Regions from separate parts of the Homo sapiens genome. Here region 2 is linked to region 1. A link is a loop called in an ENCODE intact Hi-C map of the cell type or tissue named here. Cell type or tissue: PC-9. All regions are shown on one strand.

The links. A loop is a pair of places that touch in the nucleus more often than their neighbours do. Peaks named below come from ENCODE experiments on the same cell type or tissue, not always from the same donor. Only the 100,000 strongest peaks of a DNase experiment are listed, where the experiment ranks them.
Region 2: it touches region 1 in a loop (9-fold over the local background); 12 of 110 quality-filtered maps call a loop at or near these places.

The regions. Positions count from the first base shown.
Region 1 is chr1:24,819,140-24,827,139 of GRCh38, reverse strand. CLIC4 (chloride intracellular channel 4) reads right to left here. Exons shown (of 6, transcript NM_013943.3): 4 at 24-130. Among named protein-coding and RNA genes, the nearest start is that of CLIC4, 78 kb to the right of the region's middle. In PC-9, no CTCF peak of the experiment used is centred here; no DNase peak of the experiment used is centred here.
Region 2 is chr1:24,404,969-24,412,968 of GRCh38, reverse strand. The region is part of intron 1 of STPG1 (sperm tail PG-rich repeat containing 1); the gene reads left to right. Among named protein-coding and RNA genes, the nearest start is that of STPG1, 4.8 kb to the left of the region's middle. In PC-9, no CTCF peak of the experiment used is centred here; DNase peaks (open chromatin) are centred at 878 and 3,268; H3K4me3 peaks cover 132 bases; H3K27ac peaks cover 3,407 bases.

The DNA.
Region 1 (8,000 bases):
TAATTCAAGTTTTTGTTTTTTACCTTCATTAGCCTCTGGCCTTGAATTCTTGATATATGCAGAGAATTTGGCAAAGATGTCCATTCCAGCAGTATTTGATTCTGGGTGTTTTGGTGAAAGCTTTAAGTACCTAAATAGAAAAAGTGATATGGATTATAGATCCTTCAAAGATGAATTAGCATAAGTTCTCTCAAACCACCATGCTAGCAGTTACTAGACGTCTTTTAATAGTTATTACTATAAGAAATACCATCATTTGTTTTCTATGGTATTTTTAAAAACTGTTTTTTCCTTACGAGACAAAGCTCTGCACTATGTTTTTGTTCACATATTAATATTCTTGGCAACCACAGGGCATGTGCACTCCACCTCCATCTGATAAATTAGAATGCTGGGGAAACAGTTGACTTGTTCAGAGATTTCTGCCAGGCCAATGGGAGTCTTGGAATGAGATTGCTAGAGCAGTGCTGTCCAAGAGAACTTTCTGTGATGATGGAAATGTTCTCTATCTTCATTGTCCAGTACAGTAGCCACTAGTGCCATGTACCTATTTGAATATGAATTTAAATTAATCACAAACAAAATTAAAAATTCACTTCCTCAGTTGCACTAGTCACATTTCAAGTGCTCAGTAGTCACCAGACAGCACAGCTCACGCGCCTTCTCAAACAGCAGTGCCAACCAGATCCTTAGTATGTCCTGCACTAAACCAGCCAGAGAACCCCAACGGCAGGAAAAGCGCCTAGGCTGGTCAAGCATCATGATCACCCATAGCAGGTTAAGGACAAAAACAAAAGGAGGCGGATCAATCGCTTGAAACCTACACCTGGGATTTCCCAAAACCTCCCTTATATTACACATTCCCTAGAATATTTATGAGGGTAGCACCGAACAACAACAAAATGAGATGTCAGAAAGCACACTGACAAGTGTTCTATTGTGTTGTCAAATTTTTCTACTTTTAGAACAGATGTAATACACCAGCTTTCTAAAACACACACAAAAATGTATATTTCACTGTTTAGATTTAAAACACACATACTCTGTGTATATTTCTTCTTCAAACTGGAAAATATATGAAAAAGCTCAATTATTCATCTTCCCTTTAGGAGGACTCATGTCAGCCCCAGGAGTCAGGGCTAGAAGAATTCAGATTCTTAGCCCCATTTTAGGGAAGATTAATCAGCTTGAAGGTCCTGCAAAACGTCACTAGAAAATGGACTTGGGAGCAATAAGACTTTAGAAAAAACCTTACAGTGTACTAATTATTTCAACTCATTTATTTGAAGACATTGTCTTGCCAGCTTTCTTTAAAAACGAAGGGGAAGTAGTTTTCAAAATTCAGTTCAGTTGCAAGTTGTGTTTCAGCTTTTATATTCATGTATCTTCTGTTTACTATTTTGAATTCAGGAAGAGATATATCTTCTAAATATTGGGCAGAGTACTATATTGGTAAGGAAGATATAAAATATCTATGGAACACCTATATGCTCAAGACATCTTTTTTAATAAGTGTACCTAGTCTCTAGATAGCTCTCATTTTTTAAGCTTAAAGATTTATCTTATAAACACAATTATTTACATAAAGAGTTTTTCTGTAAAAATTACAGTGAGTTTCACCTGAATTTAGATATCTATATCTATCTAGCCATACATTAACCACACATCGCCAACTATAGGGCCCTTTACCCTCTCCATTTTCTTTGTTTCTGCCTGGGCTGAAACAGTTAATCACAGATCCACCATCCCTGGATTTTCCTTGACTATACAAACAAGCCTCCAGTTTAAATGTTTGTACTGCTTGTGATACAGGACCATCATTGACTCATTTCAAACAAAAAATAGCGCAGTGAACATAATGCCTTTTCAATACATCTATGTCTTCCTATAGCCAAGTTTCCCAAATTCTCCTTTTCCGCAACCACTATTTAGCTGTACCTAATTGTACTAATGAAGTAAGCCTCATAGTTCTTAAAATAATTTTCGGGAAGGCAGGCTTGAATTACAGATCATTTATATATTCATCATTCATACATACAGTGTAATTCTTGTAATATGCCCTGTTGTCCCTCTGAGATGTATTACTAATTTTGTACTTTTGTGTGTGTGTGTGTGTGTGTGTGTGTGTGTGTGTGTGTGTGTGACAGGGTCTCCCTCTGTCACCCAGGGTGGAGTGTAGTGGCAGGATCTTGCTCACTGCAGCCTCAACCTCCTGGGCTCAAGCGATCCTCCCACCTCAGCCTCCTGAGTAGCTGGGACTACAGGCATGTGCCACCACACTTGGCTAGCTTTTTGTATTTTTTTGTAGAGACGAGGTTTCCCCATGTTGCCCAGGCTAGTGTTGAACTCCTGGGCTCAAGTGATCCTCCTGCCTCAGCCTCCCAAAGTGCTGGGATTACAGGCCTGAGCCACTGCACCCAGCCTGTACTATTAATTTAATGCACAGAATAGTATAGCTATAAGAGAATGTTCACCTCAGATCTCTCATTTTACCTAAAAGGAAATTATGTTCCAGAAAGCTTACACACTTGGCCCCCAAATCACTCAGCTAATTAAAAGTATTGACAAACGAGACCAAGCACAGTGGCTCATGCCTGTAATCCCAGCACTTTGGGATGCCAAGGTGGGCGGATCAATTGAGGTCAGGAGTTCGAGACTAGCCTGGCCAACATGGCAAAACTCTGTCTCCACTAAAAATACAAAAATCAGCCAGGCATGGTAGCGGGTGCCTGTAATCCCAGCTTCTCAGGAGTCTGAGGCAGGAGAATTGCTTGAGACCAGGAAGCAGAGGTTGCAGTGAGCAGAGATCATGCCACTGCACTCAGCCCGGGTGACAGAGCGAGACTGCGTCTCAAAAAAAAAAAGTATTGACAAACTAAAACTGAAATCTCCTGTCCCCAGGTCTAGTGTTTTTGTTTGTTTGTTTGTTTCTATTACAGATTAGATTATCTCTAAAAGATAAATCAAATTCTAAACCAGTAGGTTCAAAATCAACTTTTTTGCATCTTCCCCAAACATTACATTGTAATTTATGCATTATTATTGGCTTTAGCAAATAGCTTGATCAAGCAATGGTTTTCAATTATTGTGAGAACTCATTTTAACACTTAGCAAAAGGGAGGCAAATAATAAAAGGCTAAGTGTCAATGACAGAATAGACATGAGCACCCAGGGTATTTAGACTTTCAGATAAGTCCTTAATTCTGCTTACATCACAGACTCTTAACATTTTAGACTAGCTAAGAATGTTTCCATGCTTTTAGGAAAGATCTCAGGCATTTTCTCCTTTCTGGTGTAAATATAAAAATGAAGGCTGATTAGCCTTGTAAATTCCTTTTTTGTATGTCTTTTTTTTTTTTTTTTTTGAGACAGAGTTTTGCTCTTATTGTCCAGGCTAGAGTACAGTGGCGCAATCTCCGCTCACTGCAACCTCCGCCTTCCGGTTTCAAGCGATTCTCCTGCCTCAGCCTCCCAAGTCGCTGGGATTACAGGCGCCCGTCACCACGCCCAGCTAATTTTTTGTGTTTTTATTAGAAACAGGGTTTCACCATGTTGGTCAGGCTGGTCTCAAACTGCTGACCTCATGATCCACCCGCCTTGGCCTCCCAAAGTGCTGGGATTACAGGCGTGAGCTACCACACCCGGCCTGTATGTCTCATTTTTAAAAAAGGTTTAATAACATTTTATAGCATGCCCCTCCAAATTTATCTCGCTTCCTTCTATTTTATCCTTTTATCAGTAAGTTAGCTAAGTATATCTAGGCTGTTTCAGTTAAAAATCCAAGTCTCAAAGTTTTTTAGCAAAGTGGTTTCTTCATTCAAGCAAGAACTATAAAACATACACAAAAATACTTTCCCCAGAGAAGAAGAAAAAGTTCACTTTAAAACCTATAGCCACACATACCAGTAAAAGTTATCTGATTTGAGCTTTTCATTAGCCTCTCAATGTTAAGCAACTCTAGAATAGACAATTGCCTGTATTTATATTTGTCATGATTAAATCAGGAAGTGTTCACAAAAAACCACTCAGTTCTCAGTACATCAAATGACAAAAACATGTTATTAGAAATGCTAGATTCCAGTCTACAAGCTTGCACAATTCTTCTCCTTTTTCTCCTTATCCTATTTAGAAACAGTCTTACAAGCAGAGCCTGAAGAAGACTAGCAATAAAGACCTGAGACCTCCTTGTTCTGGAAGGAAAAGGCAGTGAGACAGAATGGTCCCTGGGTGCCCTAGAACAATATAGCACAATAGAGGGAAGGAAAATAAATGCAGCTTGTGATCCCAGAAACTCTTCCTCCTCCCACTCATCCCCTAGAAACAATTCTGCATGATGAAAATTATGCTAATTAATTAGCATTTCACATTCTGGGTCCATAGAGCCCACTAAGAAGGCGACATTCCCACTTCAAACATGCTGTTTCAATGCATACAAATAAATAAAAATTCATCAGAAGAGTTAAGATTCACCTGCTTTTTCAAAGCATTCACTGAATTAAGTAAGGGCAGGCACTGTGGCTCACACCTGTAATCCCAGCACTTTGGGAGGCCAAGGAGGTCGGATCACTTGAAGTCCCAGCCTGGCCAACATGGTGAAACCCCGTCTCTACTAAAAATACAAAAATTAGCCAGGCGTGGTGGTGCACATCTGTAATCCCAGCTACTCAGGAGGCTGAGGCAGGAGAATTGCTTCAACCTGGCAAGTGGAGGTTGCAATGAGCCAAGATGCTGCCACTGCACTCCAGCCTGGGCGACACAGCAAGGCTCTGCCTCAAAAAAAAAAAAAAAAAAAAAAAAAGAATTCACTGAATTAAGTTTAATAACCACCTTTGGTCCCACTTGTTCACAGTCAAGTAAACTATCTTTGATTTCTCTCCTACCTTTCCTCTAAACTTGAGCTAGCTTTCAATTTTGTACTCATTAAAGCACAATCCCAATTAAAGACTTAACATTTTCCCTCTTTTACAAAAGCCAAACCCAATAAAATAAGAAGCAGAAAGCAGAGAACAGATGAAACACAGATTTTTGAAGTCATATTGATGTGGCTTCAAAAGTATCCCTGCTCTGCCACCATTAACTGTGAAACCTTGGACAAATTATTTGGATTACATCTTCAGTTTCTTCACAAAGTCTTTGTGAGGATTAACAGAGATAATCCACAAAATAACCCACAAAGCACAATGCATGGTGCATAATTAGTACTTGAGTGTTATTAATAACAGCAGAGGGATAAGCAGCATCAAAAACAATCCCTGGCCAGGCACGGTGGCTCACGCCTGTAATCCCAGCACTTTGGGAGGCTGAGGTGGGCAGATGGCTTGAGCCCAGGAGTTCAAGGCCACAGCTTGGGTAACACGGCGAGACCCTGTTCTCAGACTCCAATTGAAAGTGATCTTACTCTCAACAAAAAAAATACAAAAATTAGCCAGGCGTGGTGGTGTGCACCTGTACTCCCAGCTACTCAAGAGGCTGAGGCAGGAGGATTATGAGCCTGGGAGGTTGAGGCTGCAGTGAGGTAAGATTGCACCACCGCATTCCAGCCTGGGTGACAGAGCAAGGAGTGAGACCCTGTCTCTAAACAAAAACAGAACAAAACAAAGAAAAAACAAAGAAGAAGTAAAAATTTTTACCCCTACAGGGGATTTGGCACACTATGAACATTTATAACACAAAGATTCCTATGTATTTAAACTGAATGAAAAAGACCATCTCTGGTTACAATGTTTCTATGAATATGCTCAAATATAATGGGGCTAGAATTTTTATATAAAAAAGCAATATGAAAATGTTTGTTTTCAAGGTCCAATTTAAAGCTATGATGTCTTACAGAGCATTAGATGCTAAGAATCCAGAATATTCCATATTAACTTTACTATTTCTCTTAATGTCACTTTCCCTCAGAGAGAAATGAGCAAGAATAATGAAAATTCTTTTTTTTTTTCCTTCTTCTTTTTTGAGACAGGGTCTTGCTGTATCGTGCAGGCTGGAATGCAGTGGCATGATCTCAGCTCACTGCAACCTCTGCCTCCCAGGCCCAAGCAATCCTCCCACCTCAGGCTCCCCAGTAGCTGGGACTACAGGCACTTGCCACCATATCCAGCTAATTTTTGTATTTTTTTGTAGAGACAGGGTTTCACCATGTTGCCCAGGCTGGTCTTGAACTCCTGAGCTCAAGTCATCCACCCGCCTCAGTCTCCCAAAGTGCTGGGATTACAGGCATGAGCCACCGCGCCCAGCCCAAAAGTCTTCATTGTTGTTGTTGCTGAAGGATGTAAGAGAATATGAGGAAATGTCCATTTAACTAAAGTCATATGTATGTTTTCAGCACACTAATTTTAAAAACTTATATATACTTGGAAGAATTTATATAATAAGCACTTCAGACAATACTTTAAAACAAAATAGTTTCCTTCATAGAGAATGAATAATAATTCAAACTACTTCTCCATTTATAATTTAATGTTGATACAATGATCTACAGTGACATGAGAGGAAGATCATTTTCAGTTAGTGTCTGAGAGCAAGTTGGCAAATATGGAACCTACCTCTGAGCTGACACTTTTAAGACTAAAAAGGGACCAGTCATGACAGCTTACATGTGTAATCCCAGCAATTTGGGAGGCTGAGGCAGGAGGACTGATTGTGTCCATGAGTTTGAGACCAACCTGGGCAACATAGCAAGACCCCATCTCTACAAAAATTTTTTTAAACTTAGCTGGGCATGGTGGCACACACCTGTACTCCCAGTGCCTCAGGGGAATTGCTTGAGCCCAGGAGGTCGAGGCTGTGGTGAGCCATAATCACACCACTGCACTCCAGCCTGGGCAACAGAGCAAGACCATGTCTCAAAAAAAAAAAAAAAAAAAAAAAAAGACCAAAAAGGGACCTAGAAGTGGGACATAGGGTGCATGCCTGTGGTCCCACTTATTTGGAAGGCTGAGGCAGGAGGATCATCCTAGGCAGGAGGCTAGGAGTTCAAGGTTGCAGTGAGCCAGGACAGCAACACTGCACTCCAGCCTGGGCGACAGTACAAGATACTGTCTATATATATATATATATACATATATATATACATACTTTTTTTTTTTTTTTGAAGTATGGCTGGGCGCGGTAGCTCATGCCTGTAATCCCAGCACTTTGGGAGGCTGAGGTGGGCAGGTCACAAGGTCAGGAGTTCAAGAGCAGCTTGGCCAATATGGTAAAACCCTGTCTCTACTAAAAATACAAAAAAAATTAGCAGGGCATGGTGGCGGGCACCTGTAATCCCAGCTATTCAAGAGACTGAGGCAGGAGAATCGCTTGAACCCAGGAGGCGGAGGTTGCAGTGAGTCGAGATTGTGCCACTGCACTCCAGCCTGGGCGACAGAGAGACTCTGTCAAAAAAAAAAGAAAAAAAGTTATGGTCAGGCGCGGTGGCTCATGCCTGTAATCCCAGCACTCTGGGAGGCCGAGGCGGGTGGATCACCTGAGGTCCAGAGTTCGAGACCAGCCTGGCCAACATGGTGAAATCCCATCTCTACTAAAAACAGAAAAAATTAGCTGGGCATAGTGGTGGACGCCTGTAATTCTAGCTACTTGGGAGGCTAAGGCAGGAGAATCTCCTGAACCTGACAGGCAGAGGTTGCAGTGAGCCAAGATCATGCCATTGCACTCCAGCCTGGGCAACAAAAGTGAAACTCCGTCTCAAAAAAAAAAAAAAAGTTATTTCCACTAAGTTGAATTCATGTTCACAATAGTACCCTACTGAGACGTATAAAGCTTCAATTTATATTCACAAATATCCTAGCTTTGATTTATTGGCATTCTAATTATATGCATGGCCTGAAGGAAAAATCAAGACATGGTTTTCTTAATGTTGGTCTGGAGATACTTTACTGGGGATGAAAGGAAGGTTAGGACTCCTGGGAAGGTAGAGAAAAAAAGAAGCTCCAGGCTCTTAGAAGGGCAGGAAGGATAGTAGAGGATAGGCTTGTAGAATTTTAGTAGAAAAAAAGAATTAA
Region 2 (8,000 bases), 410 kb after region 1:
TACAGTAACATGTATAATGTAAACTGTAATACTTAGCATATATAACGTTTTTTAAAAACACAAGAGATGATAAAATGAAACTGTGCCTATAGTTGTGATCATGTGAGCTGTCCTTGTAGAATCTAACTCCCGCTGGAAATATATTCTGAGCACAGCTGTACACACAATTGCTAAAAGGTGTCTACCTCTAGTATTCATTCATTCATTCATTCCACCAATATTTATGAAGAAAATACTAATTTTAAAAATTCTCAATACTATTATTATTATTTTTGTAGAGACAGGGCCTTGCTATGTTGCCCAGGGTAGTCTTGAACTTCTGTCTCAAGCCATCCTTCCCCCTCAGCCTCTCAAAGTGCTGGGATTACGGGTGTGGGCCACCATGCCTGGCCAATTGAGCAAATACTGTATGTGAGGAAATAGACTGAAGATTCAGAGTTGAACTTTCTACTGGGGAAGATCATAAACAAATAAAGTAATAAACATACAATATAATGTTGGGTAGTGAAAAGTGCTTTGAAAAAGATAAAGCAGAGTAAGGGGCTAGAGAGAGATGGGTTGGTGCTTCTTAAGAGAGGGTGGTCAGGGAAGTCATCCCTAAGAAGGTTTGAGCAGAGAGTCTCGTGAATTTTGTGACAGGACTGCAGGACGATGCCTGGGTCCGGTGAGGAAAGGAGCTCCCCATGCAGCAAGGAGATATGTGGCAAAAGCCAGGGAGGTCCCATGTGGAGAAGAAGATTAGTCTTTAGGTGGTGGGGCACGACAACTGCCTTCAAATTCTTGCAGAATAGTCATATAGAACAGTGGCTTTCAAACCTTTTGACTGTGACTCATGGTAAATGCATTTTATATTGTGACCCAGCATGCACACACGCATATGACAAACTAAAACTTCACAAAAGACTACAGACTATGACTTGCATTTTGAAAATCACCAATGTGGAAGAGAAATGAGACTTACTTTGAGTTGGTTCCAAGGGTGGGAATTAGGACGGATAGAAAAAGAAAAAAAGAGAGAGAGAATCAGCTTTGATACAGGAAGGAACTTTCTAGCAATTAGAACTGTCCAACAGTGAACTTCCCCCAGGAGTTTTTAAACTGTGTTCTGATGAAACCTAGCATTCTGTGAATATTCAAGAGAGTCAAATATTTGCCCCCACCCAGCCATCCCTTATTTGCTTTATATTTTGAAAACTATATGCAATATTGTAACTTCAGAAACCCAACCAGGTAAGGCACGGTGGCTCACTGTAATCCCAGTGCTTTGGGAAGCTGAGGTGAGAAGATCACTTGAGGCTAGGATTTCGAGACCATCCTGGGCAGCATAGGTGAGACATTGTCTTTACAAAAAATTTTAAAACTAGCCAGGTGTGGTGGCAGGTGTCTGTAGTCCTAGCTACTCTGGAGGCTGAGGTGGGAGGATCACTTGAGCCTAGGAGTTTGAGGTTGCAGTAAGCTATGATTGCACCACTGCACTCTAGCAAGTGGACGACACAGCAAGATCCTATTTCTAAAAATAATAATAACAAACCAATCATACCCACTCGGGTGCTAAATGTCAAAATTTAGCAAGTTAATATTTAGTGTGTGCTGCCTGAGAGGTTATTATAGAGGTTAAGGAGTGAGTAGAAGTCAGACTTCCTGAGTTCAAAGCCTGATTCCACTTTTCTTCTAATGTGACTTTGGGCAAGTCACTTAACCCCCCACCAAACTTAAGTTTTCTCATCTGTAAAAAGTGGGGATTATACCTCACTGGATTATTATAAAAATTGCATAAGGTATTCCATAGAAGGCATTTAGGACTGTGCAGGCTCAATAAATGATAGCTATTATTTTAAGTTGTTAATACGATATCCCTGTGCGTATATTAAAACCCTACATTAATACAAGCCTACTGCAGGATAGGCAGTGTTAACCACTTCACATGGATCAGCCTAAGAGGAAGGTACTGTTATCACTCCCAGTTTATGGAGGAGGAAATAGGCTCAGAAGTTTAAGTGACTCATCGAGAATCAGAGCTATTAAGTGGCAGGCCATAACCTTGAACCCAGGACTGGATACTCTGGACTGCTGCGCTGGCCCCCACGTAGGAATCGCTTAAACATATGTTGTTGATTCGGAAAGTGGTATATCTTCACTGCTCTTTCTTAGATTCTAGGTCCATGCCATCCTGTCATGGACAGTTATACAGGTGGACCAGTGAGGCACACCTGGGCAGTGCTCTGTTCACATCTGTCCTGCACCTGCTCTCATCCTGCCTTCACAGGTATGCAGTGAGAAGACTGGAAAGCATTATTAACAGTGTGGTCTTTTGGTGGTAGGATTGGGGATTGTTTTTTATTTGTTTGTTTGTTTGTTTTGAGACGGAGTCTCGCTCTGTTGCCCAGGCTGGAGTGCGGTGGCGCGATCTTGGCTCACTGCAATCTTCACCTCCTGGGTTCAAGCGATTCTCCTGCATCAGTCTCCTGAGTAGCTGGGACTACAGGTGCACGCCACCATGTCCAGCTAATTTTTGTATTTTTAGTAGACATGGGGTTTCACTGTGTTAGCCAGGATGGTCTGGATCTCCTGACCTCATGATCCGCCCACCTCGGCCTCGCAAAGTGCTGGGATTACAGGTGTGAGCCACAGCGCTCGGCCATGGATTGCAGATTGTTTAAAGTTTTTTTGTAATTTATCATATTTTCTTAAATGTTGACAGTGTACATACATTATTATTATAGTAGTCCTCCCTTATTCAAGGGGGATATGTTCCAAGACCACCAGTAGATGCCAGTGAAACAGTGGATAATACCCAAACTGATTACTGTCAATCAGACTGTTTCTGTTCATATCTTCCACTCACAAATTTAATGCTTTTTCCATCTTAACTAAGCACTTATCATGCTCTGTGGCAACAGCTTTTTATAGTTTGAGGTGAAGCACCAAAACTAGCACCAATTTTTTTCCCCTTTGAAATTTGATGGATAGAAGTTTTATTCTTACTGTAGATCTTAGCAACCTCAGAATACAGTTTTTTTCTTGCCTTATTAAGTCAAGAACTTTCACCTTTTCACATAAAGGAGGCACTTTACAGCTTGTCTTTGGCATGTCCAAAGTGCTGGCATCACTACTCTTGTGCTTTGGGGCCATTATTAAGTAAAGTAAGAGTTACTTGAACACAAGCACTGAGACAACGTGATGGTGGATCTGACAATCGAGATGGCTACTAAGTGACTAATGGTGGGGTAGCAAATACAGCTTGAATGTGCTGGACAAGGATGATTCACATCCCAGGTAGGGTGGAGTCAGACGATAGGAGATTTCATCACATGCCTCAGAATGGTGCATAATTTAAAGCTGATGAATTATTTATTTCTGGAATTTTCCATTTAATATTTTCAAACCACAATTGACCATGGGTAACTGAAACTGGAAAATAAAGCTACAGACAAGGGTGGACTACTGTAAAACAGGAAGCTTAATATTTTTCTAATCACTCATAATTCCAGAACACTAATACATTTTTTAATAACAGCTTTATTAAAGCTAGGGCAGTAGATGGTTCTTACTAAAATGGTATAACACTGAGGGGTGGTAAATGAATAGTGGCTGCTTTGGTTATTTTTTGAGACAGGGTCTCACTTTGTCACCCAGGCTGAAGAACAGTGGCACGAACATAGCTTACTGCAGCCTTGACCTCTTGGGCTCAAGTGATCCTCCTGCCCCAGCCCCTAAGGTAGCTGGGACTACAGGCACATGCCACCATGCCTGGTTAATTTTTATATTTTTTGTAGAGACGGACTTTCACCATGTTTCCCAGGCTGGTCATGAGCTCAAGCTATCGCCTAACCTCGGCCTCCCAAAGTGCTGGGATTACAGGAGTGACCCACCACACCCAGCCCTAGGGGCTGCTTTTATAGATACTAAAAGACCTTGTTAAGCTGGATTGGTGATTGTGCTTTGATCATTATTGATTTGTTTCTGTTATTTTGAATCTCTTAATTTCTTGAAGAATGTTGTCAATAATTCTATTAAATATCAAATTTTTAGTATAGATTGTCCACCAAAAAAAAGTTGAAAATTGCTGCTGTGAGGATTACAGAATAAAGTAAGGAAAAATACTGCATGGAAAAGGACCAGTAGAGTGTAAAATCATTTATTCAATCCTTTACTCATTAGTATATATAAATGGTATAAGTTCCTTAGGGAAAAAAATGGGCAAAATGAAACCCAAGTCTGCTAATAAAAAATAATTGCTATGGAAATTAAATTGTGCCCTTGCTATTAACAACTAAAAAGTAGTTAAATGTGTTAAACAACTCACATTGGACAACAGGCACAGTACAATAATCCCTGAAGGAAGAAAAACACGGTGAGTCCTACAATTGCCCCCATTTAGTACTGGGGTCAGTTTTTAGGCCATATTGTAGGAAATCCAAATGAATTCTAGATTTCTGAGTTGAGAAGATAAAAATAAGAATTCAGAGAGGCCAAAGAGGCTAGAATTTATAGGGAGAACCCTAAAGGAAGGAGCTGCACCAAAAATGTTCAGAAACCTGAAGAGAGGTCTCCTTAAGTTTTTGGCTGAGCAGTAATCTGCACATGCATGAGAAGAAACTAAGACTGGGGAAATACCCATCAAAAGGCCATAGGCTGAACAATTTCTGGGGCTTAAACAGAACTGGGAATGTTGCATGTTACCATAAACCAGAATGCAGAGACATGGTATTAGATAGGAATTGGGTAGAGTTCACAGAAATGTCATGCCTTAGTAGTGGGGATAAATTATTCCCAGAATAAAAGCTGCTCTGGACTTGCCATAACAAAGTTTAAAAGCTTGAAAGGGTCAGATGGATCTACAAGTTACTGAAAAGTGTGCCACATCCTTTGCAGGAATATATCAAAACCCAGCACCCAGCAATGTAAAATTCAAAATGTCCAATATCTAATACAAAATTACCAGACATGAAAAGGAAAATATGACCCATATCTGAGAGGAAAATCAACCAATAGGAACAGACTTAAAAATGACAGATTATAGAATTAGTACAAAGAAACCTTAAAGCAGCTACTATGAATCTTACAAATATTCCTAAGGATGTAAAGGAAACTGAACATGATGAGGCTAGAAATAGAAGACATAGAAAAAGAGCCCAAATGTAACCTCTAGAAAGAAAAAATACAATATTTGAAATAAGAATGCAATGGATGGGATTTGCAGCTGATGAGACTTCAGAAGATCAGTGAACTTGGCCGGGCATGGTGGCTCATGCCTGTAATCCCAGCACTTTGGGAGGCCAAGGCAGGTAGATCACAAGGTCAAGAGTTCAAGACCAGCCTGGCCAAGATGGTGAAACCCCGTGTCTACTAAAAATACAAAAATTAGCCAGGCATGGTGGCAGGCACCTGTACCCAGCTACTCGGGAGGCTGACACAGAGAATTGCTTGAAGCTGGGGGCAGAGGGTGCAGTGAGCCGAGATTGCGCCACTGCAATCCAGCCTGGGTGACAGAGCGGGACTCCGTCAAAAAAAAAAAAAAAAAATCAGTGAACTTGAAGACATGACAATATAGACTACCCAAATGAAGGACAGAGAGAAAAGAGACTTAAAAATATTGAACAGAATATCAATAACCTTTGGGAAAATATGAAATGATCTAATATAACTGTAGCCCCAGGAAAGAAGGTGGCAGAGGCAGAAAAACTATTTGAAAAAATAATGGCTGAATATTTTCCAAATTTGGTGAAAACTGTAGCCTACAGATTAAAGAAGTTCATTAAAACCCAAATATTAAAGACATAAAGAAAATTATGCCAAGGTACCATGAAAATAAAATTGCTGAGAGGCACATAGAATAGTCAAAGTAATAGAAATAGAAAGTACAATGGTGGTTGCCAGGGATTGCAGGGAAAAAGGAATGGGGAAATACTGAGGAAACACCATATTGTAGGAAATACTGGGGAAGTACCATATTGGTTAATGGGTATAGCATTTCAGTTTTTCACAATGAAAAGATTTACAGAGACGGATAGTGGTGAGGGTTGCACAACATTATGAATTTGAATTCCACTCAGCTGTGCACTTAGAAATGGTTGAGATGGCAAATTTTTATGTTATGTGTATTTTACCATAATAAAAAATTAGGAAAAATCAAATTGCTGAATGAAAGTGATACACAGAAAAGCTTAAAAGTTGATGGATAAAAAAAGAATTATTACTGACAGAGGAATCAAAATAAGCATTACAGTGGACTTCTCATCAGAAACTATGCATGTCAGAAGACAAAGGAGTAATATAAAAGTTCTTGGGAGAGGTAGGAAGAGAAAAAAACCTATGAACCCATAATTCTATACTCAGTGGAAATAATTTTCAAAAATAAAAGAAAAATAAAGACCATTTCAGACAGACAAAAACCTAGAGAATGCATTATCAGAAGACCTGCACTGCATGAAAAGTTAAAAGAATTTCTGTAGATAGAAGGACTATGACACTAGAAAGAATCTTGAATTTACACAAAGAATTGAAAAGCACTGAAAATGATAAAATACTTTTTTCTTATTTTAATTTCCTTAAAAGATAATTGAGTGTTTAAAAAAATATGAGATTAATAATATATGTAGAAATAAAATGTATACAAAAGTAGCAAAAAGGATGGAAGGTAGGAAATGGAAGTGTATTTTTGTAAAATTCTTACATTATATGTGAAGTAACATACTATTGTTTGACTGTGATAAATTAAAGATGTATACTGTAAACCTTAATCACTATACATAAGTATAGCTAATATGTCAGAAATGAAGATAAAATGAGGCCATAAGTAATATGCACTTACTCTCAAAAGATCCAAAAAAAAGAGACAAGGGCCAATATAACAAGTAGGAAATTGATAGGTTTAAGCCCAGCCATATCAAGTGCTACATTAAATGTAAAAGTTCTAAACACTCCAATCAAAAGGCAGAGTTTGATTAGATTAAAAACCAGGACCTAATATATGTTTTCTTTAAAAAACCATCTCTAAATATAAAGACACATTCCTGCAAGCAGAAGTGTGAAGAAAACTCAATAATTAAATATAAAGACACAAGCAGGTTAAAAGTAAAAGGATAGAAAAAATATAGTGTGCTAATAGTAATCAAAAGAAAGCCAAAATGGCCATGTTAATATCAGAAAAAATAAGACTTCAGAACAAGGAATATTACCAGGGCTAAAGCAGGGTATTTCGTAATGATAATGGGGTCAATTCACCAAAAAGACATAAAAATTATAAATGTTCATGCACCTGGTAATAGTGCTTCAAAATACACAACAACAATTGACAAAGCTTAAAAGAGAAATAAACAAATTCACAATAATATAATATGGGAATTTCAACACTTCTTAGTATTGATAGAAGGAATACATTGCAAATCAGTAAGGATGTAAAAGACTTGAACAGACTATCAACCAATGCTACCTAATTGACATTTATAAAAAATCCCATTCAACAACAAAAGGAAAATTCAAATCAACAACAAAAAGATAACTAGAGAATCCCCCTGACTACTTGGAAATTAAACATCAGACTTCTAAATAAGCCATGTGTAAAAAAGAAATTACAATGAAAAATAAAAGATATTTTAAACTGAAAGAAAAATGAAAACACAACATGTTAAAATATATGAGATGCCACTAAAATGGTGCTTACAGGAACATTTAAGATATTAAATACATGTATTAAGAAAGAAGAAGGCGCTGGGTGCGGTGGCTCACTCCTGTAATCCCAGCAATTTGGGAGGCCAAGGTGGGCAGATTACTTGAGGTCAGGAGTTCGAGACCAGCCTGACCAACATGGTGAAACCCTGTCTCTACTAAAAATACAAAAAATTAGCCAGGTGTGGTGGGAGTGCCTGTAATCCCAGCTACTGGGGAGGCTGAGGCAGGAGAATCACTTGAACCTGGGAGTTGGAGGTTGCAGTGAGCTGAGATTGTGCCACTGCACTCCAGGGTCTAAATTCAATTATTGAAGCTTCCACCTAAAA